Regions from separate parts of the Mus musculus genome. Here region 2 is linked to region 1. The links are chromatin contacts, found by Hi-C or POLR2A ChIA-PET in ENCODE. All regions are on one chromosome and are shown on one strand. Each heading gives the region's core, a stretch centred on a gene start or an enhancer-like site at or near the end of the contact. The rest is flanking DNA. Distances are from core to core; before and after follow the strand shown. Region 1 holds the start of Arhgap18 (Rho GTPase activating protein 18). Region 2 overlaps Arhgap18 (Rho GTPase activating protein 18).

What was found. Hi-C counts contacts between places; a loop is a spot of excess contacts on that map. ChIA-PET counts read pairs that join two places held with the same protein, here RNA polymerase II (POLR2A).
Region 2: a map of left cerebral cortex shows a loop between it and region 1 (2.1-fold over the local background). The contact joins the enhancer-like site here to the promoter of Arhgap18 in region 1. A Hi-C loop is called at or near these places in 2 of 37 maps with a recorded cell type or tissue (heart and left cerebral cortex). POLR2A ChIA-PET finds 5 or more read pairs at or near these places in 1 of 5 experiments (Patski).

What each region holds. Positions count from the first base shown.
Region 1 is chr10:26,768,441-26,774,986 of GRCm38, forward strand. It overlaps Arhgap18 (Rho GTPase activating protein 18), which reads left to right and starts at 4,072. Exons shown (of 15, transcript NM_176837.2): 1 at 4,072-4,256. The coding sequence starts at 4,144.
Region 2 is chr10:26,873,685-26,880,230 of GRCm38, forward strand. Arhgap18 (Rho GTPase activating protein 18) reads left to right here. Exons shown (of 15, transcript NM_176837.2): 8 at 3,473-3,550; 9 at 5,207-5,366. Among named protein-coding and RNA genes, the nearest start is that of Gm30534, 89 kb to the right of the region's middle. Within about 2 kb of position 3,269, at least 1 of the 3 ENCODE cell types and tissues checked has a DNase peak (open chromatin) inside an H3K27ac peak, as active enhancers do; it is left cerebral cortex, where a contact is called at or near this core.

The sequences.
Region 1 (6,546 bases), core at 2,822-5,321:
AGGCTTCCTTTCATGATGACATAGTACAAGTCTGAAACTATTTTTAACCCACTTGAGCTTAAGTCTAAAGCTGTGTACACCAGTCCTACTAGCTGTCTATCTGCCTGTGACAGGCATATCTTTAAACCAGTAGCAACAGAACCTACAGGGAAGGGAATGAGGAGGAGCCTGAAGAATTTCCATGTAATGAGTAGTTTTCAAAGTTTATATATAATGTTCCGGGATTCAGCTTGTATCACAGTTAATCTTCTGCCTGAACCCAAATGTTATTTGAACTTGTAAAACATCTATATTTTAACCTGCACATTATGATTAATTCATTAAATAAGTGAAGATACTATAATTAGGTAGAGATATGACCTAATTATTGTTTTGGTTTCTAGTGAACAACATCTGTCATTATCAATTGACTCATGAGCACTGACTTTGTCCCCTGCATAGTACCCAGAGACTGAAGATTCAATACAGGAAGGAGAGAGAATAGAAAAGAAATGAATCAGATATAAAAGGAGGCCCAGGGAGGGGAACATAAGGAGGGGTGAAACAGAGAAGACACAAGAACTATAAGAAGTTCTAAAACATAAGGCATTGAAGAGCAGTTACCTTTAAGCAAAGATGGCAGGAGGGTGGAGGGGACCCTTCACCATTTTCCCATACAAGGTCATTTAAAAGCAGAAGCTCTAATCTACTTTCCCTCTGGCTGTCTCTTTCTGTAATTTTTTTTTCTTTTTCATTTTATCTGAACTGGTACACACTTCAGTGGTGCTTGTGTGCGCCTTTGAGCCACTTGGCTACTGGTTTGGGTTGAAATGGAAGGAACCTTCAGAGTCACTTAATTCTTCCTCCATTTAGCATTTCCTCCGAGGCCTGGGCTGTGGGAAAATGAGAAGTCAGATGCCAAAGGGAAGACAAAGGAAGACAGTGTCCAAGAGGAGAGGGATGTGTAGGTGAGGCAGAAGCCCCACTCAGGGCAAAAAGCAAGAATAGCAGTGGATCCTGGGCATTTGAGAGTCGTCACTGAAGGTTTGTGAAGTGGTGACATCATTGAAGTAGTGCTGGTACATTCAGTTACAGTGTGACAGAGAGTTCAGAGAAAGTGACAAGAGTGGGCACACCTTCACTTCCAGCACGTAGGAGGAAGAGGCAGGCAGGTCTCTGAGTCTGAAGCCAGCAAGATCTACAGAGGGAATTTCAGGACAGCCAGGAGTATTCAGAGAAACCAAACCCTGTCTTGGAAAATAAAACAGAATGGAGCTAACACCTGCCTGGAAGTCCCAGCTTGAGGAAGTGAGGGTATGGAGGAGAGGACAGCAGAGAGCCCTTAGGCGGAGGACATGGAAGTAGTGGACAACTAATTGTAGGGAGAGAAATATAGAGCAGGGTCTTTTATATATGTGTGTATACTGTCGATCTCTTCAGACACACCAGGAGAGGGCATCAGGTCCCATTACAGATGGTTGTGAGCCACCATGTGGTAGCTGGGAATTGAACTCAGGGCCTCTGGAAAGAGCAGTCAGTGCTCTTAACCGCTAAGCCATCTCTCCAGTCTGGGCAGTGTCTTTTAAAAGGAGCATTGTGTGTGAGTTCACAGTGACATAACAGAAAAGACATTTTTGAAAAGAAGTACATATTTGAAAGGGCCAGGATGATAGCTCAGCAGTCCTGAGCACCGATGGCTCTTCCAGAGGACATTAGTTTGACTTATAGCACGAACACGGTGGCAGCTGTATGTGACTCCTGTTCCAGGCAGTATTATGCCTGCAGACGATTTGATATGAATGCAGGCAACCCTGCAGGGCGTTTTCTTAATCAGCGGTTGATGGGGGAGGACCCAGCCCATTGTGGGCAGTGCCATCCCTAAGCTGTGGCCCTGGGTTCTATAATAGATCAGATGGAGCGAGCCAGGAAGTAGTAACTCTCCCCAGCCTCTGCATTAGCTCCTGTCTCAAGGTTCTTGCCCAGTTTAAGTTCCCGCCTCAGTTTCCCTGATGTGGATATGTAATCCAAGTGAACCCTTTTCTCACCTTGTTGCTTTTGATCTTGATGTTTCACAAGTAAGACAGTGGATATATTATGTAGTTGTTGTCTATTTTTGTTTGTTTTGAGACAGGGTCTCTGTGTGGCCCAGACTGGTCTTGAACTTGGATGCACCTGCCTTTGCCTCCCAGTGCTGGGATTAAAGGTATGTATCACCATACCCAGCTGACAATGGGTATTTTAAATATGAATGACGTTATCTCTCAGTCTTAAATAATGAAAAATATAAACCAGATATGTGTAGAATGGCAAAATCAGAAGCATCGAGGAGTTTTATCTCGGTTAACCAAGAGTGACCACAAAGGTAAGCAAGAATTTCAGTTAGTGACTGGGGATTCAGACCCTTTGGTTGCTTCCTTGCCTGGGTTCAGTCTCCCCACCCACTCCCATACAGACTGACAGTCACAGTTGCAATTGGCAGGACTACTGGCATATACTTGTCCAGAGAATCCCCAAATTTAATGTTCTCAACTGGGTAGCAAGTTCAAGGCTAAAGTCAGGGCTAGAAAGATGGCTCAGTAGTTAAAAGCATATGCTATTTTTCCAGATGACCTGAATTTGGTTCCTAGCACTATGATGGGCAGCTTTCAACTTCTTTATAACTCCATCTCTGAGGAATCAGACAGTCTCCCCTAGCCTCTGGGGCACCAGAACATTTGTAGCAAACACTTGGAGGGACACACAAACATGCAAATCAGTAACCAGCCCAACAACAACAGCAGCAGCAGCAGCAGCAGCAGCAGCAGCAAGGTATGGTTCTAAGAATAGCACTTGGGGACAGAAATAGGAAAATCTATGGTTTGAGACCAGCCTGGTCTACACAGAAAGTTCCAGGCCAGCCAGGGCTATTTCATCTAAATGTGTGTTGTGTGTGTGTCTCTGTGTGTGTGTGTGTGTAAAATAATAAAATATATATCAAGCAAAATGTTTCAATTGAGATTGTCACATATATCAAAGAGCAAGAATTTTTGTTTTTAATTTTTAGGACTAGGAAACCCAGAAAATGATTTTTTAAAACTGATGTTTGAACTTGCTTTTTTCAGTTGACTAAACAAGGCGGTATCTAGGTGGGCATCTCCTGGCACTTACTATCTTATTTTGGTCAAGATATTTCACCTGTCCACTGGCTATACTCTTTCTAATAATATTCTCTCTCTCTCTCTCTCTCTCTCTCTCTCTCTCTCTCTCTCTCTGTGTGTGTGTGTGTGTGTGTGTGTGTGTGTGTGTGTGTGTGTATCTGTGTCTGGCACAAGCTGGAGTATTCTTGGGCATACCCCCAACCCCACCACTGGAAAGTAATAGGTTCTCAGCAAATGTTGGAACTTCTTATTTTGACTATTAACTTTTTTTTTTTTTTTTTGGTTTTTCGAGACAGGGTTTCTCTGTATAGCCCTGGCTGTCCTAAAACTCTGTAGACCAGGCTGGCCTCGAACTCAAAAATCTGCCTGCCTCTGCTGGGATTAAAGGCCTGCGCTACCAAGCCCAGCTGACTGTTAACTTTTAACAGGCATTAGGTAGACAGTTTAAAGTTTATTTTTCCCAAATAGTGTTTGATTAAAAAAAAAAAAAAAAAAAAAAAAAAAAAAAAAAAAAAAAAAAGGTGTGCTTGATATTGCAGGGCACACAATAACACAGTATATTTTGTAGCGGAAAGCAAAGCCTTTCTGGTGGGCCAGATGGCATTGTGACCTTTGATTGGGCTTCTTGGTTTGGCTGTGGTGAATGTCGAATGCCTGAAGGGGTTAAGGAATGCCTTCCTTGAGTGATGCGAAGCAGCAGAAATAATCAGGTAGTAGTAACACATGGGGAAGGGAAAAGACTCTGTCCTAACCACGGTTTCCTCAGGCCCCCTTAACAACTGCTGCTGCTGCAGCGGCGGCTGCTGCAGCCTGGGATTGCCGGGTTTAAACAAAGCTGTGAGTCACACACAGCCTGTAACTGCAGGGCCAGGAAGCTCTGCGGGAGAGGCCACGCCTCTCTCCCTGTGAATCGCTGGCCCGGACAGGGGAGGGGCTGGCCCTTGCTAATGAGCAAGTTGGTCAGGCGAGACAGGAACTTCATTCCCCTCTGTGTCAGAATCCCAGAAATTATGCCCCTTCTCTCACCATGAACTGGCTATCGAGTTCCTCGGGAGTTGTGCTAACTGCTTACCACCCCAGCGGCAAGGACCAGGTCGCTGGGGACAGCCATGTAAAGGGAGGCGACGAAGCCACCTCCAGGTAAGGAGGAAAAACAAAAACCCTCTACCTGCCCAAGGAACAAAGTGACAGGGAAGTTGTCAAGAGCGGAGAGAATCACCTCTGTACTTGAAGCCTGACCTGACGCTGCAACATAGGCGGTTGGCTAGTTCTTTGCATCTCATTTACTCGAGTGCAAGAGCCCTTCTGGTTACCAGTGGAGGATGGGGGGAGTCGGGGGCGGGGGTGTGTGGGAGGTGACTCTGTGGCGCTCCGACCAGTTGCTTAGCAGGTGCATGTGCAAATACTGACTGATCAAATGACTGTATCGGAAACACTCTCTGGGAGATGGAATTCTTGAATGGGCTCAAAACGCCGCTGGAACTGTTAGCTGGGAAAGTCTGCCAAATAGCAGGGAGGCTGGTCACTCTTCTTGCTGTTTTGAGAGTGGCACCCTCCTCCTCTCTCTGAAAGCAGACCGCTTGGGCAAAATGCCCAAGTCAGTGGCCTGTGGCTGTGCTGTTCGCATTCTTCAGTGTGTGTAGATTACTCGCACAGCCAAACACACCCCTCCCTGCACTCTTGGGATTTCAAAGGGGAGTTTTTGTCAGCAGGCAGTAAGTACTCTGTTGGTAGAAGGAGCGTGGTTAATGTAAAATCACTTTATAGGCAGATAGGGCAAACGTTCTATAGACCATTGAGTCGCAGAGTCCTCTCTGCCTCTCTGTGTACTTTGTTCTGTTTTTCAAGGTTGGTTTTTCCCCTGCCTCTTCCTTTCTCGCCTTAATGACCTTCTCCCTAGCTGAAACCAGTAATCTCCAGTCTTAGATAGAAATTGCAAACATTGGCCTGGAAGATTGAAAAAAAAAAGTTATCAGTAAGTCCAATTCCATCTTGATATTAAAGGTGATAATGAACACTTTATTGTTCCTGGGTACTTCACGCCTGTGCCTTCCAAAGAAAAGAATGCCTTCTTTCATTGGTTTCCCAAATCCTTAACCGCGTGGGGCGTGTGAAAAATCAAAGGAAAGGTTAGACCTTGCCTGGGGAACTTTGCTTCTTACTTGTTGCCCTCTGTATGGAGGCCATTGGATAAACTCATTTCCAAAGTTCAAAGGGAGTGGTTGCTTTGGGGCTACACATGTAACCATTTTGTTTCCTTTGAGATTTATCAAGCGTTTCCATGCATGCTTCTGCAGGACAGTAAAATATTCATCTTTTAGCAGCAAGCAGCCAGCAACAGCAAACCAACAGTAAGCAGCCCTAGCTTGTCTTCCTTCTGACAGTTAAAATAGCCCAAACTGTGAGCTCCCAAGTTCTTCATTTGTCACTGGCTTCAGGCTGGGTGGGCTTGAGGACTGAGCTGAGTCTTGGGTCTCCGTTGTGAGAGTGAATTAAAAGCGCTGGGACTTTGGGTCCCAACCTTCATCCCACTGTTCAGACTCAAACTCCAGAAATCCCGCTCAGGTGTAGCAAAGTCTCTTAGGGGAAGCTTGTGCATGAAACTGTAGCCATTCTTTCCCATCCATCTTTGCAAGTTTGTAGTTTGTTGTGGGAGGTTTAGACTTGAGCAGGTGGAACAAATGTGTGTATTGTGTTGTTTCCAGCTATTGCAGAAGCAGAGCCAAGGTGGGCAGAGAAAACAGGGTGAGCAGTAGGCCTTGGATATGTGTCAGGACACATCTCTAGATGGGCTGTAAAAGACCTTTCAGCTAGCCGCCAAAATGCTCACCAACCATTTTCTGGGACTGCCTTTTCATGAGGGATAGGTAGTGATGCTGGGGTGTGGGGAGAAGGTCAAAGACTGGTTTGAGGCAGGAGGGGAGGGGGAAGCAGTCTTCATTAATTTTTACCCTGAAGCTTAGTAACATATCAGCTAGCACAGTGTAACTTTGGGAGGTTCCTTGTTTAGCCTGGAAGAGGTTAAGATACTGGAGTTGGCATGAAGTAAGGCTTCCTGGAGTGAGGGGGGATTTGAGCAGTGGAACAGATAGGGCTAGTAGTGACCTCCTAAGGATGGCCATAATGGATGGGGCTATGTGTGGATTGGCTGGCTGGTAGTTTAAGCATTACGAAGTTGCTCCAAGATTTCAGTGATTGTTGATGCCTATTTTGTAAACAAAACTGAAGTGAAACTCATATAAAGAGGCTAATTAGATCCTGCATGTCCTCATATCTATTTAAAAGTAGCGGGAGGTAGCTCAAAATTCTGACCTTGTTTATCAAAGAATTTCATTTATTCTAAATTATATGTGTATATAATATATAACATGTATATACATATATATGTTATGTGCATATACTCATATTTTATATATAACAGCAAAATATA
Region 2 (6,546 bases), core at 2,019-4,518, 100 kb after region 1:
TATGTCTATGTCTCTATCTATCTATACCTATATGTCATAGCTATACCTATATGTCACTGCATCTAAACTTGTATCTAGCATATCTTTTGATGACTATTCTCTAGAGTTGTTCTATCATGGCCTGTTGAACCTGTATCTATATTAATAGTTCATAATAGTTATGCAGATAAGATAAAGAATAGAGACTATACATTCCATTATTCTTTTATATATATATTGAAAAATGGAGTTACAATACTAAGATAGACTCTAAAGCTATATCTCAGCAGTGTCTTCCTTAGGTCAAGTTCTCTAGAATCCATAGAACCTATATCTATCTCTCTAGCTCTATTTACACCTATACCCATATCTCTGTCTATGCTTATACCTATATCTATGTGGAAAGGTTTCTTTTAATGATTTTGTTCATGCAGTTAATGGGATCCAGCAAATCTGCTATATGTGGAACAAGACACCAGGAGAGCTACTTGACCAAGAGTTGATGCTGCAGTCCCGAGGAAGAAAGTTTCTTTGCAAATCTCTGACTTTGCTTTTGCACCTTCACCTGATGGGAGGAGGCGCATCATCCCACAGAGGGTGACCTGCATGCCTTAAACTCTGCAGTTTATATATTGGTCACTTCTAAAAAGATGCTGTCACTAAAGCCTCTAGACTAGTGTTTGCCTGAACCTCTGTGCACTACAGTGCTAACCAGGCAGGCATATCTCATGACATAGAATTAGTATTTCAGTTTTGTTCGTATTAAAAATAAAGAGATGACTAAAGGGTTGACTTCTAGTTAGCTTTCCTCAGTTTGCATTTGCCTTGTGTTTTAATAAAGAAACCAGAGAGATGTGTGAGAAGAAGCATCTTTTGATTCTTCTGCCCTTGAACTTGGTGGAGAGGAAGAAACACCTGATTTTCAGAAACATTTCACTCCCAGAATCCAGAGTGTTCATCTTGAACTTTGAAAGGCCAATTTTCAGCGGGTGACACTAAGCAAAGCTTATCTCATATTAGTTAACTTTAGCTTCTACTGCCCTTGCTTTGCCTTGCCTTTTCTCCTAACCCCTCAAAGGCAAGCAGTGGTTTGTGTTCACTGTGAATAGTGGTTCATTTTAATGGTATAGTTTTCAGAAGAAAAATGTTCACTTTATTTAGAAAGTGCATTTTCTGATCAAATTTTCAAATCCAATGTTGTTGTTGTTGTTGTCCCGATGATTCCCCCAAGTCAGTGTTGTGCCAAAAGAGACTGATTTCATTTCTACTTTATAATTCAGTGTTCACACACACGCATACACATATAAGTATATATATATATATATATATATATATATATATATATATATTTATATGTGTGTGTGTGTGTGCATGTGTGTGTGTAGGAGCACCATTAAAATATCAAACACTGAAGTTTCACCAAATAGCACAATTATGTATAGCTGTTTTTGCCTATTTTAGGTCTTAAAAGTTAAAAGAAAGCTGGAATATATTTCCTGTTAATATAAAAGCTAATAATATAGCTAATTAATAATGTAACTAAAATATGTGATTTTCAAAGTGAGAAATAGGAGATAACACATGGTATTGTTTCAGACAGTATACTTCTATAACTCGATGCTGTGATCCAGCACTAGAGACCGCTAGGAAAGGATTTAAACACAAATTCAGAAATGAATCTCAATTAGCATTTTCAAAGCCATAATTTTCTTCTGTATTTAATAAAAGTAAAAGGTGTAGATGGCTAAAAACTAATTGACTTGAGCAACCTGCATTCAACTGGATGTTTTAATAAAGCATGCAAATATTTTATAAGGTGAAATAAAATGAAAATTGGTCATACACGAAACATTTTAATAGCTGGTGTGAAATACTTTATTGAATGATGTCCTTCTAATTTCAAATAATTCATAATTATTTTTACTTTGAGTTCCTCTGCAGTGGTACTTGAAAAATGTGGTCTAGGAAAATTTGAATTTTAAAAATTGATGTACTTCTTTGGTCAGTGATGCCTCACCTAATAATAGTGTATTCTTAGGAGAATTTGAGATTTTTGAATCTCTTTATATCAGAGGCTTTCCTGGTCAAAACTGATTCCCTGGATAGGGAAAAATAGGTGGTTAGGGAAAAGTCACCAACACTTGAGGACCCACTGCTGAATTTGGTATACCTGATTTGGAATCTATAGGGCAGAGATCCATAATTCTCCCAAGGCCTTGTCCCTAACAGACACTTTTATGTGAAAGGGGCAACAGTGCGCTCTATGTGGTCTATGGAGTGTGAGAAACCATTAACAGAGGGTTCCCTGGAGAAAACATTCACTTTCAAATATTCTTTTGCACCCTGGGGGATTTCATGCCCCAAGTTGCACAGAGAACATTTAACTAAGATTGGAGATGCAGGGAAGCCATGTCTGGGTTTTGTAAAGCAGAAGACTTTTAAGAAGGGGGATGGGCTACAGGACAGAAGCACTTAGTGTCTACCTTGTACTTATGAGGAGGCGGTGGAACCTGATTTTCCTATGCATCCTAGAGGATGCTCTGTCTCTGTAAGCTCCACCCTGTACTGCCCAAGGGATGAGCGACCCAGGTTTTGCAACTGGAAGCTTCCTGACGGGACACACCATTCTTAGTTTCTTCACCGCTTTTTAACAATTTACCTCTGTAATATTGCCTATTTGACTGATTTTATATAGTTTTTAATATTTACTCAGTTTTAAAATTATGTGCCTTTGCATGTGGGTACTTGCATGTGAATGCAGATGTCCACAAAGAACAAAGAGGTCCTGCTGATTCCCCCCACCCCCACCCCACCTGGAGTTACAGGCAATTGTGAGCCACCTAAACAGGAGCCAAGATCTGAACTTGAGTCCTCTGAAAGAGCAGTACATAACCTCTGAGCCATTTCTCCAGCCCCATGGCTACTACATTTTCATTTTAATTTATTTTAGTGGTGTCCTTGAGCTAGATTTGTGCCCATTCCTTGAGTGTTAGTATTACTTAGAAGCGCTGCTTGAAAGCATTTTTTTTAAGTTTGCCACCAGAATCTTAAAACGAATATTAGCAACAGTTTTTTTTTCATATAAAAATATTGTTTCCTGAAACAAATTAAGTACAGTATATAAATGTGCAAATACTGGAATTGCATGGCATTTATTTGATTGCACAATGCATGTTGCTGGAGAAGCAAAATAGTGTTCTGAGTTGCTTTTACACAGTGAACATCTTTTCTCTGATCCTGTGGAGAGTCCCAGCTGTTGTGTGAAATTATACATTCCTTTTACAAAAGAGAAAAAGACAAACCTTTTCAAATTTCAACTCAGGTTTTTGTATGTATAGTTTTGAAGATGCCGGTCCCATAGCACTCAGAATCTCATCAAATCCGATTTGCATGCCATCAGAATCAGCTTTCACTTCTTGCAATGGGGGAACCGATGTTGAGCTGTACCTGTTAACAAAGACTAAGATCAAAATGTTTCTTGGCTTATCTGCAGCTGATTTCTCGAATTGAAGAAGGCAGTCTGGAAACCGAGGGCCTCCTACGGATACCAGGAGCAGCCATGAGAATCAAGGTGACTAAAATGCTTCAGTTCTGTTAATGTGCAATTTTGTTGCTTAATTTTGCTTGTGAATTTTAAAGGCCAACTTAGCCTCCCCATCCTTATTCTTGTTAGCAGAGGCGATAAAATAAAATAATAAAATGTCCGAACTTCCACGTTATCATTTCTCTACACACTCCTTCTGGTTTCTATAAGTTTGTATTTTTCCAGATCCCCACGTCACCTATTATAATCCCTTGAGAACGAGAACATCGTGACTCAGAAGGTAGTAGGGAGCTGGGTGAGACAGAGTCAGGATGAGTAATAGCAACGGAGTTTGGATTTTAAAAGGAGAGGGAACAGAACACTCCAGGTGGGAGCAGAGGAAGGCTCTTGACAGGAGCCGCGCAGTTGGCGGCTTTGACAGAAGGAACAGCTTTGGGTAATTTCTAAGAAGGGCAGTTAAGTGGATTCAACTGTGTCAACTGGTCCACCCGGCCTGTTGTCATAGGCCAGATCGTGGCGCAGCCAGCCCCTTGTAAAGGATTTATTTACAGATGATGTGCTGCTAATGGTTGGTCTCCCTACTCCACTGAACCTTCTGTACCCCTTCTTGCCTCTTTCCCCCATTTAGCGTTAATTTCCCTCTTCGTTTCTTCTCTCTCCTTCTTTTCTCCTTCCCTGCTCCTTTCTCTTTCCTCCCTCACTGCTCTTTGACTCCACCCCCCAGTTTCTGAGGTATCAGCCATGCTTCTCACCAACTACAAAAACAATTAGGCAAAAAAATTGGCTAGGATTTGGTTCGGAGAAAATGTGGTAAGGTTACTCTATCAGGAGAGGATGAGCCTCAGTATGTTACTGTATAACAGAGGCTGTAGCTCGATACTGGAACCCTTTCCTAGCACACAGAGGTATAGGGATCCATCCCCAGTGAAACAAAAGAAACAAAACCCACAACCTGTCCTTTGAGAAAGTGGCTCCAGTAATAGACACTTGGAAACATTTTTGACACAATAAGTCTTATGCCACGTTAAAAATGAATCTTGAAAAATAGTCCTCACACACTAAGTTGATTTAGTAGCAGTAGTAGATGGCTTGGCACGTCTCATAGAGTGCTTGAAGTGAGGGGCCTCAGCTTCCACGTTCTGCATGGACTCACTAAATTAACTTGGGCTGACAGCAGAATGGTGGGACAGTGAAGGCAAGTATCTTTCCATATTTCTATGACTCCTTATCTACAGGATTTGGCTTTACATTTCTCAAAGGTAACAAAATTGAGGTAACATCTGTGTAAGATTTGGATTTGTTCATTTTGCTATGTAATATGCCTCTAAATAGCTTTAAAAACATTGTCTTGAATTGTAATTTTTTTTTTTAAATAACTAATGGTAGTGTTTAGGTTACATGCCGAGTAGAAAGTGATTTTAACTGATCTTTTAATTAAATCTTTGCTAATTAAAGTGTGTGAAAATGTTTAAACTCTTTTCTTAACCTTGGGTATAATTTCTTCACTTAAAGGACAATCAAAGTTGGGAACGATATTTTTCTGTGTAACAGAAACACATTGACTTTTGCTATTCAGATATTTCTTTATAGATTAGAAATCTTATAAGATGAAAAACAGATCACACTCTCAATAGGGAACAAACGTACTTACTGCTAATTTCTGTCTCCCCTTGTGCCATTTAGAATCTTTGCCAAGAACTAGAAGCGAAATTTTACGAGGGGACTTTCAATTGGGAAAGTGTCAAACAGCACGATGCGGCCAGCCTGCTGAAGCTCTTTCTGAGAGAATTGCCCCAGCCACTGCTGAGCATGGAGTATCTCAAAGCCTTCCAAGCTGTCCAGAGTAAGTGTTTTCTACCTGGAAGTAGCCTGGGGGTGAGTTCCACCCACGTTAATTGTCTCAGTGACAACTGTCATCATAAGGCACCGCACTACCAGACGTGTTTCCTTAGATAAGTTGATTCACGGATGTCAAGAGTTGTCAGATGCTACATACCACTTTCCTTTCATTCATATAATGTCTAAGTAAACATAACTGAATATTCTCTTCAGGTGCAGATAAGTTGCATGGCCTTTAAAAACACAATGCATCTAGTGTTAAGACCTGGAAACTTTGAGTTTCTCTCTTAATAGCATGAGTCACATAGATCTCTGTTGTGGTTTTCTTGCCAAGTGTTGAAAGGAACACAGAGTGGAGAAACTGTGGATTAGCACTTACTATAAAAACACAAAGAGATATAGTATCTACGGCCATTTCCTGAAAACGTAAATCTGTAGCTGTGTAGGAGGATGGGACCCTAGTGCTTTGTTGCTTCATTGTAGGGACCCTAGTGCTTTGTTGCTTCATTGGTAGAGGGCTGCAAAATTCTGGTGTTCGTCCAATTTCTGGTCCTGGAAAACTCCAAATTAAAATAAGTAATCTGTCTTGATACCTTTCCAGGGAGGAAATACGAAGATCTTTCAAGGTTTATATAGTGCTATGGTTTTCTCATTTATTCCTAGGGGCCACCAGGACAGGAAAGGGTACTCTAATGATGTTCAAGTAATCTTATCTTTAACTTCCAAACCAGAACACTTGGTGAGTAGATGAGGTTGTTATTAATAATGGCAGAGAGATATAGTGCCCACTAGCACTATCACATACTATTTTTTAGGTGTGCAATTTTGGGGTGAGTGTCTAAATTATCTTATATCATAACTTTTCCCCTCAAAATATCTAAAGAAGATAAGAACACTGCTATTTAAAGTATTTAATTTCTTTTTAACACCAAAACAAAAATCCAAAAAAAAAACAACCCCAAAAAACAAAAACAAAAACCCTTTTTTAATGATTAAACTCCATTAATTTTTAATGTATTTCCTGGATATGGACCAAATTGTTGCTTGCTGACAAAGTGATCCTGATGAGATTTTAATTTCTCTGGATATTAGGTACCGAAGATAATGGCGTATACTTCCTGGATGTTTCACTTGCTGTTTGGTTTCTCATTCATCCCATAAGCATTTATTGAGCACCTACTATG